Regions from separate parts of the Homo sapiens genome. Here region 2 is linked to region 1. Evidence: chromatin contacts called from ENCODE Hi-C or POLR2A ChIA-PET data. All regions are on one chromosome and are shown on one strand. The core of a region is the stretch at or near the end of the contact, and the rest is flanking DNA. Distances in the headings are between cores, read along the strand shown. Region 1 overlaps MAP3K5 (mitogen-activated protein kinase kinase kinase 5). Region 2 overlaps MAP3K5 (mitogen-activated protein kinase kinase kinase 5).

Evidence for each region. A loop is a pair of places that touch in the nucleus more often than their neighbours do. ChIA-PET counts read pairs that join two places held with the same protein, here RNA polymerase II (POLR2A). Pooled maps may share reads with other maps.
Region 2: a pooled map shows a loop between it and region 1 (2.9-fold over the local background). The contact joins two enhancer-like sites. A Hi-C loop is called at or near these places in 5 of 50 pooled maps. POLR2A ChIA-PET finds 5 or more read pairs at or near these places in 5 of 52 experiments (AG04450, CD4-positive, alpha-beta memory T cell, GM12878 and 2 more).

What each region holds. Positions count from the first base shown.
Region 1 is chr6:136,590,548-136,595,304 of GRCh38, reverse strand. MAP3K5 (mitogen-activated protein kinase kinase kinase 5) reads left to right here. Exons shown (of 30, transcript NM_005923.4): 22 at 2,691-2,868; 23 at 2,964-3,132. Among named protein-coding and RNA genes, the nearest start is that of MAP3K5-AS1, 36 kb to the left of the region's middle. RefSeq lists an enhancer at 657-816. Within about 2 kb of position 1,849, at least 13 of the 41 ENCODE cell types and tissues checked have a DNase peak (open chromatin) inside an H3K27ac peak, as active enhancers do; they include GM12878, where a contact is called at or near this core.
Region 2 is chr6:136,770,523-136,775,279 of GRCh38, reverse strand. All of the region lies in intron 1 of MAP3K5 (mitogen-activated protein kinase kinase kinase 5), which reads left to right. Among named protein-coding and RNA genes, the nearest start is that of MAP3K5-AS2, 11 kb to the left of the region's middle. RefSeq lists a silencer at 1,935-2,229. Within about 2 kb of position 2,044, at least 14 of the 41 ENCODE cell types and tissues checked have a DNase peak (open chromatin) inside an H3K27ac peak, as active enhancers do; they include GM12878, where a contact is called at or near this core.

The sequences.
Region 1 (4,757 bases), core at 600-3,099:
GGCGAAACCCTATACAAAAATTAGCCAGGGGTGGTGGCACATGCCTGTAATCCCAGCTACTTGGGAGGCTGAGGCAGGAAAATCACTTGAACCTAGGAGGCGGAGGTTGTAGTGAGCCAAGATCATGCCACTGCACTCCAGCCTGAGCAAAATAGTGTGACTCTGTCTCAAAAATAAAATAAAATCAAACCGAGGAGGGAATCAGGGCTCTGCACATAGAACATGCAGAATATCTGTAAGTCCCTTTATTTCCTTAACGAGCCATAGTGACAGGCACTCGGTTCCATCCTTAAGCATATACAGTTTTACCTCATTAGGCCTCCTTTTAGGCAGTCGGTAGTCACAGCAACGTTAAAATTCACAGGCGTGACACAAGTCCTCTCATTACTGGATAATCAAACCACATGATATGACCAAAAAGCCAAAATACAGGATAATTCAAGTCCTTACTCCTTCTCTTCTTTAGATACACATACATTTACCACACACACACACACACACAAACACGGAAACACACGATAGGAATCCCTCATCTTGTACTCTTCTAGTCTAGTCTGTACTAGTCTCTTTACTCCCAAGAAACAACAATTTTGTCTTTGAAATATGAATGATGCACACCTCCGTTTCTGAGTGTGGCATGCATCTCATAAAAATGGGCTGGTGAAGAAACTCACCAAGTCTGAAGGATCAGCAGTGAGTTCCACTGCAGGGCTTGTATCCCTTCTTGTAAAGAGATCAGCTACTCAGTCAAGCCAAGAGCTCTTCTTCAGCTGTATTCTTCCATCAGTAACATTTAACTTTAGGGACTTGACATCTCATAGCAGTGAAACTCTTTCTCCCAAGCAGCTATTTTTTTCTGTTCTAAAGTCCGTTCCCCCCAAATAGCGAGATGTTGACTCTAAAGTGAAACAAGGCACACTATAGACCTTGACCTTCCCCAGGAATGACTCAAAAGCAGTTTGGTGTTTGGGCCCCCCTTCAAACCTTTCTTCTCTCAGACAACCTTACTATTACCAGCAAGGAAGAGGTCACCCATTTCCTTTCTGCTGTAGCAGCACTGCCCAAAATATGGTCCGTGAAATGCTAGGCCCATGAGCTGCTCCAGAATATGTGGAAACAATACATGCCAGGCATTTCCCCTGCCATATATCATTTGCATACTGGTACTTAATTGGTCAATTCAGCAACTCTTTGTGGCTTCCTCTTGCTTCCTGCCTTCTAGTGATTCAGCTACAGAACTATTTAAATAACAGCAGATAAGTCAACCAATTCATCCTGGGGAGACTTTCCAGTTACTGACCAGTAAGGTGGTTTCCCCCGAGGTCAGCTGTTCCTGAAAGCTGTATGTACTTCCGTCTTTCTCGCTACAGCTGAAACCAATGTCATGAGTCCCCTATCCTTGAGATCAGGGCAGTTGATTCAGTTCAGCCCAAGAGGAATTAAGTAAGAAGGAGATTCCAGGCAACAGTGGATTTCCTTTTCTATAATTTTATACCTTCATTCTTTATTAAAATGCTTTTGTAGCATTAGGATGTGTGTTTGATAAAGATGTTTCTGGCAAAAACCACTTTCTTTTTTTTTTTTTTTTTTGCATATCTGTCCATAGGATAGATCATGGACAGTATTTTATTGTGATTCAGATACCCGTTTCTCTCATTAGGAGTGAGGCTGAGAAGTTTTATATACATTTGGGAGCTTTTTGTGTTTTTCTTTCTGTGAACTGTTCAGGCATACATATACAGAGACTGACTAGCTGTCCTCCAGACCTGTTTCCTTTTCCTTCTGGGGTTTCCCAGCCTCCTGGCAAGTAACTGTGGCTGGTGGACTGAGGCTTGGGCAATGGATGGTGGGCCCGAGTGGCAACTCACCCAAGCATGATTCATAAAAACTTCCTATGAGATCCTCCTACTCTTTCTTCCCCATCTGCTGGAAAGATGTTGACACCCAGAGCAACCTATGAAGCTTTCTTTAAAACCAATGTTTGAGGAAATATAGGCAACTCCACTGTCTTATTCTCCATCCAAATAAAGAAGCAGCTCATGTCTACTAGAGAATCATAGTATCTGAGAACCAGGACAGACCTAAGAGATCATCTAGTCCATCTGTTTCCAAAATTTGTTTTCAGTGATGAATCCTTTTTTATATGAATCCTTAAGCAGAACTGTGATATATGACAGTCAGCATATTTTCTCTGGTTTCAGGTATAACAGGATTGGAACCTGTGGTCTAGACCTACAGCATCCCACTCACTCATCCCAACCAAGGCAGCCCCAAGATGCTAATGGAGACACTTAAGCCCCTGAAGAACAGGCTTAAAGATTATCAATCTGACCCTGAATTTGATAAATATGAAAACTGAGACCCATAAATAGAAATAATTAGTAGTCAGTAAAAATGAGGGGATCAGACCCTCAGTAGACCCACTGAACTTGGGCTTCCTTGACTGTTTTGGTACCCCAGAGATATCCCTCCCAGGGCCTGGGAGGCCCTTTCCTGGCTACCCTGCTGTATGGGTTATGCTGAGCAAGGGAGGCAGTCATAACACATGACCGTTCCCTTACATAGCATAATTATGCTGCTCATTGCAACAAGATATTTGACAAAGAATATGGCCTCTTTCAATGGGTGTTTCAGTATGTGTACATTTTTTAAAGTGTCAATTATCTTTTCCCTCCTCTCATCACAAGCAGAATATCTCAGGAGTATATCCTTGCCGGTACCTGTGCTGGTGGAGGACACCAGCAGCAGCAGTGAGTACGGCTCAGTTTCACCCGACACGGAGTTGAAAGTGGACCCCTTCTCTTTCAAAACAAGAGCCAAGTCCTGCGGAGAAAGAGATGTCAAGGGAATTCGGACACTCTTTTTGGGGTAAAGACCTGACTTACTTGGGGTGAGAGAAGTGTGTTGTTAAGTGTGTCATTTTATAAAGGGAACTGTGATTTATGCTGCATAAATTTTCTCAGCATTCCAGATGAGAATTTTGAAGATCACAGTGCTCCTCCTTCCCCTGAAGAAAAAGATTCTGGATTCTTCATGCTGAGGAAGGACAGTGAGAGGCGAGCTACCCTTCACAGGATCCTGACGGAAGACCAAGACAAAATTGTGAGAAACCTAATGGAATCTTTAGCTCAGGTAAATCCTCTCCCAGGTGCTTCATTTCCCAAAGGTTACATATTTTATCTGTGTCCTAACCGCCTGCAGCTGTCACAGATGATGTGAAAGGCAAGAGGAACCTGTAGTGATCATCATGATAAACCTACCCCACAGGAAAAAAGAAGGCAAACCCTATGGTAGGGAATATATTAATATGAAAATAGGGAAATGATTTTTTCATTGCATTTTTGAACATAAGCTATTTTTAAGTCAGAAGCAAATTTTTCACATTGGTGACATTCCAAATAGCCCCTACAAGCCTCTTTTACTCTTCATTCATTTGTTTATTCATTCCATCAATAAACACACATTAAGCCATGTGAGTTGCTAATTCTGACATTAGCATGAGGCTACCTGCCAGTCGCTCCTCTCAGCATTTGGGAAACATCAGCAAATACAACAGAACCCCTGAGCTTGTAAGGTTATATTTAAAAGGAGGGTGAAGGGCAAAGGGAAGTAAATTGTAGTGAGTCTTCACTTAATGTAGTTGATAAGTCCTTGGAAACTGTGACTGAAGCAAAATTACATATAACCAAACCAGTTTTGCCGTAGACTAATTGACATAAACAAGAGTTAAGTTCCTATGGCATATTTCTGGTCACAAAAACATGACCAAACTCCTAAATAAAGACTAAAACACTTCTAATATTCTACATTGAAATAAATGTGAACTCTATATACATTTAAGAAAGATGAATAAAAACAAGATAACTATCTACCCAGTTCAAGGCCATGGGTGGCCAGAGCCTATTCTGGCAGCTCAGTACCAGGCGGGCACCCGCCCTGGAAAGGACACTATTCCACTGCAGGGTACATACACACACACACCCACACTGAGACCACGTAGACACACAAATGAACCTAACGTGCACATCCTTGGGATGCGGAGGAAACTATATGTATTAGTCTGTTCTCATGCTACTAATAAAGACATACCTGAGACTGGGTAATTTATAAAGGAAAGAAGTTTAACTGATTCACAGTTCCACATGGCTGGGGAGGCCTCACAATCATGGTGGAAGGTGAATGAGGAGCAAAGTCACATCTTACGTGGCGGCAGGCAAGAGAGCTTGTGCAGGGGAATTCCCATTTGTAAAACCATCAGATCTCATGAGACTTATTCACTATCATGAGAACATCACAGGAAAGACCCACCCCCATGATTCAGTTACCTCCCACTTGGTCCCTCCCATGACACATGGGGATTATGGGAGCTACAATTCAAGATGAGATTTGGGTGGGGACACAGCCAAACCATATCACCAGAGTACCCCAGGTAAGGCCACACAGACATTGAGAAAATGTGCAAATTTGCCAGGTGTGATGGCTCATGCCTGTAATCCCAGCACTTTGGGAGGCTGAGGCGGGTGGATCACGAGGTCAGGAGATCGAGACCATCCTGGCTAACACGGTGAAACCCCATCTCTACTAAAAATACAAAAAATTAGCCAGGCGTGATGGCGGGCGCCTGTAGTCCCAGCTACGTGGGAGTCTGAGGCAGGAGAATGGCGTGAACCCTGGAGGCGGAGCTTGCAGTGAGCTGAGATCGCGCCACTGCACTCCAGCCTGGGCGACAGAGGGAGACTCTGTCTCAAAAAAAAAAA
Region 2 (4,757 bases), core at 795-3,294, 180 kb before region 1:
TACCTAATATGTGGTCACCAGGTAAATTTCTTCCTGAATCCAGCACATTGCCTAGTTGCTTATAAGCTTGACCTTAGCATTCTTTTTCTTTTAAGGTATGAATAATCTTGGAACTATTTATCCTTCTATTTTTATTCTCTAAGATCTGAATTTTTTTTTAATTCATATTTCTGTTAGCAGCCCTATCTATTCCCTCTTGAAATGACCTCTGAAGGCTGTTAAATAAATTTTGATTTGCTTTAAGGATTCAGTATTCAAATCATGCTTGATTCTTTGGGAGATATAAAGAAAGCTGTTGCTCCATAGGTCTTGCATCATACGTGATATGACTAAGAAGGAACAACTGAAAAAGTCAAGTCCAATTTACACAATAATGAAAAACCTTTTGTTAGAAACATCTGACAAACAAGGAGCAGTTTCTGGTTTTTTAAAGAATCATTAGAATATAGTTCCATGTCTCTTTTTCTGTCTTGTTAACCCTGCACCTCTAGTACCTAATGGAGTGCTTGGCACTTGATACAGATTGATTGATTGAATGAATATCACACTTTCCCCCCAGTGGTGTTTTAGTTATTGGTTTTGATGTCTGCTTTTTCTGCTTAAGTGTGAGTTAATGACAAAGATCACATTTTATGGTTCTTGACATGCCCCAGGTCTTCTGTATCAGTGTGTGACCTGTAGATGACACTTAATGATGTTTGTAGAATACAATTCAATGATGTCATCCCTTTCCTGGAGCGGCTCACAGTCTGGTAAGGGAGACCAGCCTATGAACGTATTATATATATTGTGCTAATTGTTTGTTGTTGTTGTTTTTTAAAAAATTTGAGACTGAGTCACTCTGTCACCCAGGCTGGAGTGCAGTGGTGCGATCACAGCTCACTGCAGCCGTAACCTCCTTGGGCTCAGGCGATCCTCCCACTTCAGCCTTCTGAGTAGCTGGGATCACAGGTGTGTGCCACCATGCTGGCTAATTTTTTAATTCTTTTTTTGTAGAGATGGGGTTTTGCCATGTTGCCTAGGCTGGTGCTAATTGTTATACTAGAGGTTTATGTAAGGTTCTTTGAGAGCACAAATCATGGAGGATTCTTCAGGAGGAGAAGGAAGTGTGGAGGAGGTTGGCTAAGACATTGGACAGGAGGTGACATTTGAACTGGGTTTTGAAGGATAATGATGAAAGCTAACATTTATTGAGCACTTAACATGTGCCAGGCATTTTATAATAAATCATGGAAAAAATGAGTCTCTCCATAAGGAAGGGGTAGGATAAAGAGAAGGCCTATGATAGAACTAAGGAAACACTGGCATTTAAAGATGGACGGCGGGGCATGGTGACTCATGCCTGTAATGTAATCCCAGCACTTTGGGAGGCTGAGGCAGGCAGATCACCTGATGTTTGAGACCAGGTGTTTGAGACCAGCCTGGCCAACGTGGAGAAACCCCATCTTTACTAAAAATAGAAAAATTAGCTGGGTGTGGTGGCACCCGCCTGTGGTCCCAGTTACTTGGGAGGCTTAGGCATGAGAATCACTTGAACCCAGGAGGCAGAGGCTGCAGTGAGCTGAGATCGTACCACTGCACTCCAGCCTGGGTGAAACAGCCAGACTCTGTCTCAGAAAACAACCAACGAACCAACCAACAACAACAACAACAAAAAATGGGCAAAGGAAGGCATCATCTAGTGAGAAAGGGAAGATGGTAAGATGGCACAACAGATGAGAGAAAGTTCAGAGAGGGAGAGAGAGAAGGGATTAGCTCTAAAAGCAATGCAAAGAGGGCTTGTCCGAAGGTCAGTGAAGTTGAATGTTTCAGAGAAATAACTGGACTTGGAGATCAGAAAACCCCTGATAACTTTGCCAGAGCAGTTTCAGGAAAGCAGGTGGTGGTAGATGTCAGGTACGGTGACTTGACTGATTTCTGGAGAACAACAGAAGGCATGTAACAGGGAGTGTTATTTAAAGAAATGTGTTCACGAGGAAAGCAGAGAGAAGGCAGTCTCTGGAAGCGGTGCAGGCTACTCCCAAGGTAAGGCACGTGGCCTGGCTGCTGGTATTCATGCCTCAGATGGGATGAGGTCAGTAGGCCTTTGTGGGCTCAGGTGTTATTTAACAGGGTTTCCATGGGAATGTGGAAGGCAAATTCCCAACCACTTTCTTATGAGAATAACTTCTGGAGCATGACCCTTTGTAAATGTACTTGTTTTCTTGCTAATTTTAATTGACTGAAAATAGAGTTGTTTTTCCTTCCGAGAATCTCTTAACTTAGAGAAATTTGAATTCACACTGATACAGCTTAAGTTGAGAATTCTTGACTGGCTTGAACCCAATTTACAGAGGTGTAGGACTTCTTCAGGAAGGGAAAGTGCCCATCTCTCAGGCCAGTTAAGTCTTCCATGCATCTGTCCCCAATGGCCAGATTTCACAGGCTTTTGAAAGCTCAAGAATAGGAACTGGAACCTGAAACGCCTTTCTTGTTTTCTCAACCACTTGAAACACTTAATTGCTCATAATGCTGGCTGCATAACAGTGAACATGATTCATTTTTAAAAATGAGATTTATTTTGCTCAGTTTGCCACCTTACTTTGTAAACTTACAGTGGAAACAGTTAACATTTTTTCAAAACTCGGCTTGATTTTTAGGTTTTCTTCATCTTAAGCTTCCTAACCCCTCCTCAGTGGAGGGCTGCTGTCAGTAGATTACTGAAGTAAACCCTGGATTAACCTGCATTGTCTCACTACTGTATGTGCATTCATTCATTTTCATTGTCTGTTCATTCATTTCAAAAAGAAGCCCCCCGCCACTGCCCCCAACCATCCTTTTCTGAATTATTTTACTGCACATCTTGGAATGAACTCCCTTCTGCCTTATCTGTATACAGAGAGGTGCACAGTATTGACTGCTGTTTCTGATGATATCTTCTACAGGGTCTTCTGTGCCATGCTTACCACAGTAGGGTAGGAAGGAACACATTTGCATAGAAACATTTCATATACTTAATATGCTAGAGAATTACTTTACTAGGGACTAAGGTCTCCCCCCCCCTCAAAATAATGGGAGACCACAGGCTGGGTGTGGTGGCTCACGCCTGTAATCCCAGGACTTTGGGAGGCCGAGGGGCGCAGATCACCTGAGGTTGGGAGTTCGAGACCAGCCTGGCCAACATGGTAAACCCCCCCCCCCCATTTCTACTAAAAAATACAAAAATTAATTGGGCGTGGTGGCACACGCCTGTAGTCCCAGCTAGTTGGGAGGCTGAGGCAGGAGAATCGCTTGAACCTGGGAAGCAGAGGTTGCAGTGAGCCACTGCACTCCAGCCTGAGTGATGGAGCAAGACTGTGTCTCAAAAAATAAAAAAAAAATAAAAAGGGAGACCATTATAAAGCCAAATATTTTGAAAACCTATTTTGAAAATCAGCTCTCAGGTTGGAAACATGGATTTTCAAAAAAGAACATATTTTAAAATATCGGGTTGTTGAGATAGAGCTGCTGCAGGGTAGGCGAGACCCAAAGTGGAGCTTAGCCCATGAGGGTTCTTGGCTTTGCCCAGGAAAGAATTCAAGGGCAAGCCAGAGGTAGAAGAAAACAGCTTTATTGAAGAGGCAGTGTTACAGCTCTGTGACTGCTTCTTCAGAGCACGCCTACCCAGTAGGCAGAGAGTAGTAGCTCAGGGCAGCTTTGCAGTCATATTTATACCTACTTTTAATTGCATGCAGATTAAGGGGTTGTTTTTGCAGAAATTTCTCAGGAAAGGGTAGTAACTTTTGGGTCACTAGGTCATTGCCATGGAAAGGGGTGGTAACTCCCTGGTATTGCTATGGCAACAGTAAATTGACATGGCACACTGGTGGGCATGTCATTTTGTTGTTGACAGCTGCTTCTGCTCTGGCTTTGTTTTAGCTAGTCCTCAATCTGGTCCGGTGTCCAAGCCCCACCTCTGGAGTCAAGTCCTGACTTCTACCTCAGTACAGAGTGCTTTTTGATGACAGCAATAATAATGATAATAATAATAATGAGATTAGTGTAGTAAGTTGTCTGTTTGCAGTAGGGGGAAATCAGCTAGGTTTCATTCCTTTGGTTCATGTGAAATGAAGAAAATGCCTTTTTGAGTATCGGATGACTCCCTAATTCATATTTGTAGCCCAGACCTCAGAGCTGTAGGTTAAGCATCTGCTCTACTCTCCATACCTGCTGGCTGGCCCACAGGAGCCTCAAACGTACTTTCATACAGAAATTGGTTTCCATGTCTAGTTCCTAACATCACATTAAATGACATCTAGTGTTTAAAACCAGAAATGTGCTTTAGATTCCTTTAATATAATAAGGAGTTGTATACATATTAAGAATATTATCCCTTTGTTTTTAAAAATTTATTATATTTTTCCTCAGTTTTATGTTTATGATAATTTTTGTGTGAATTCCTGACAGATTTTTTAATTAGTCAAAATTATCCCTTTTAAGTGCAGATTCTTGCTTCATACATATATCCGAGAAGTATTCATTTGTGTTTTATTTCATTATTTTGAGAGACAAAGTCTTGCTGTGTTGCCCAGGCTGGAGTACAGTGGTGCCTTCATAGCTCACTGCGGCCTCGAATTTCTGGGCTCAGGCAATCCTTCTGCCTCAACCTTCCAAAGTACTGGGATTACAGGCGTGAGCCACTGCATCTGGCCTATATTTTATTCTATAAAGTTTAATATATTTTATTTTTACACTTGACTCTTACCTCCATTTTGAATTTATTTTGTTGTATGATATAG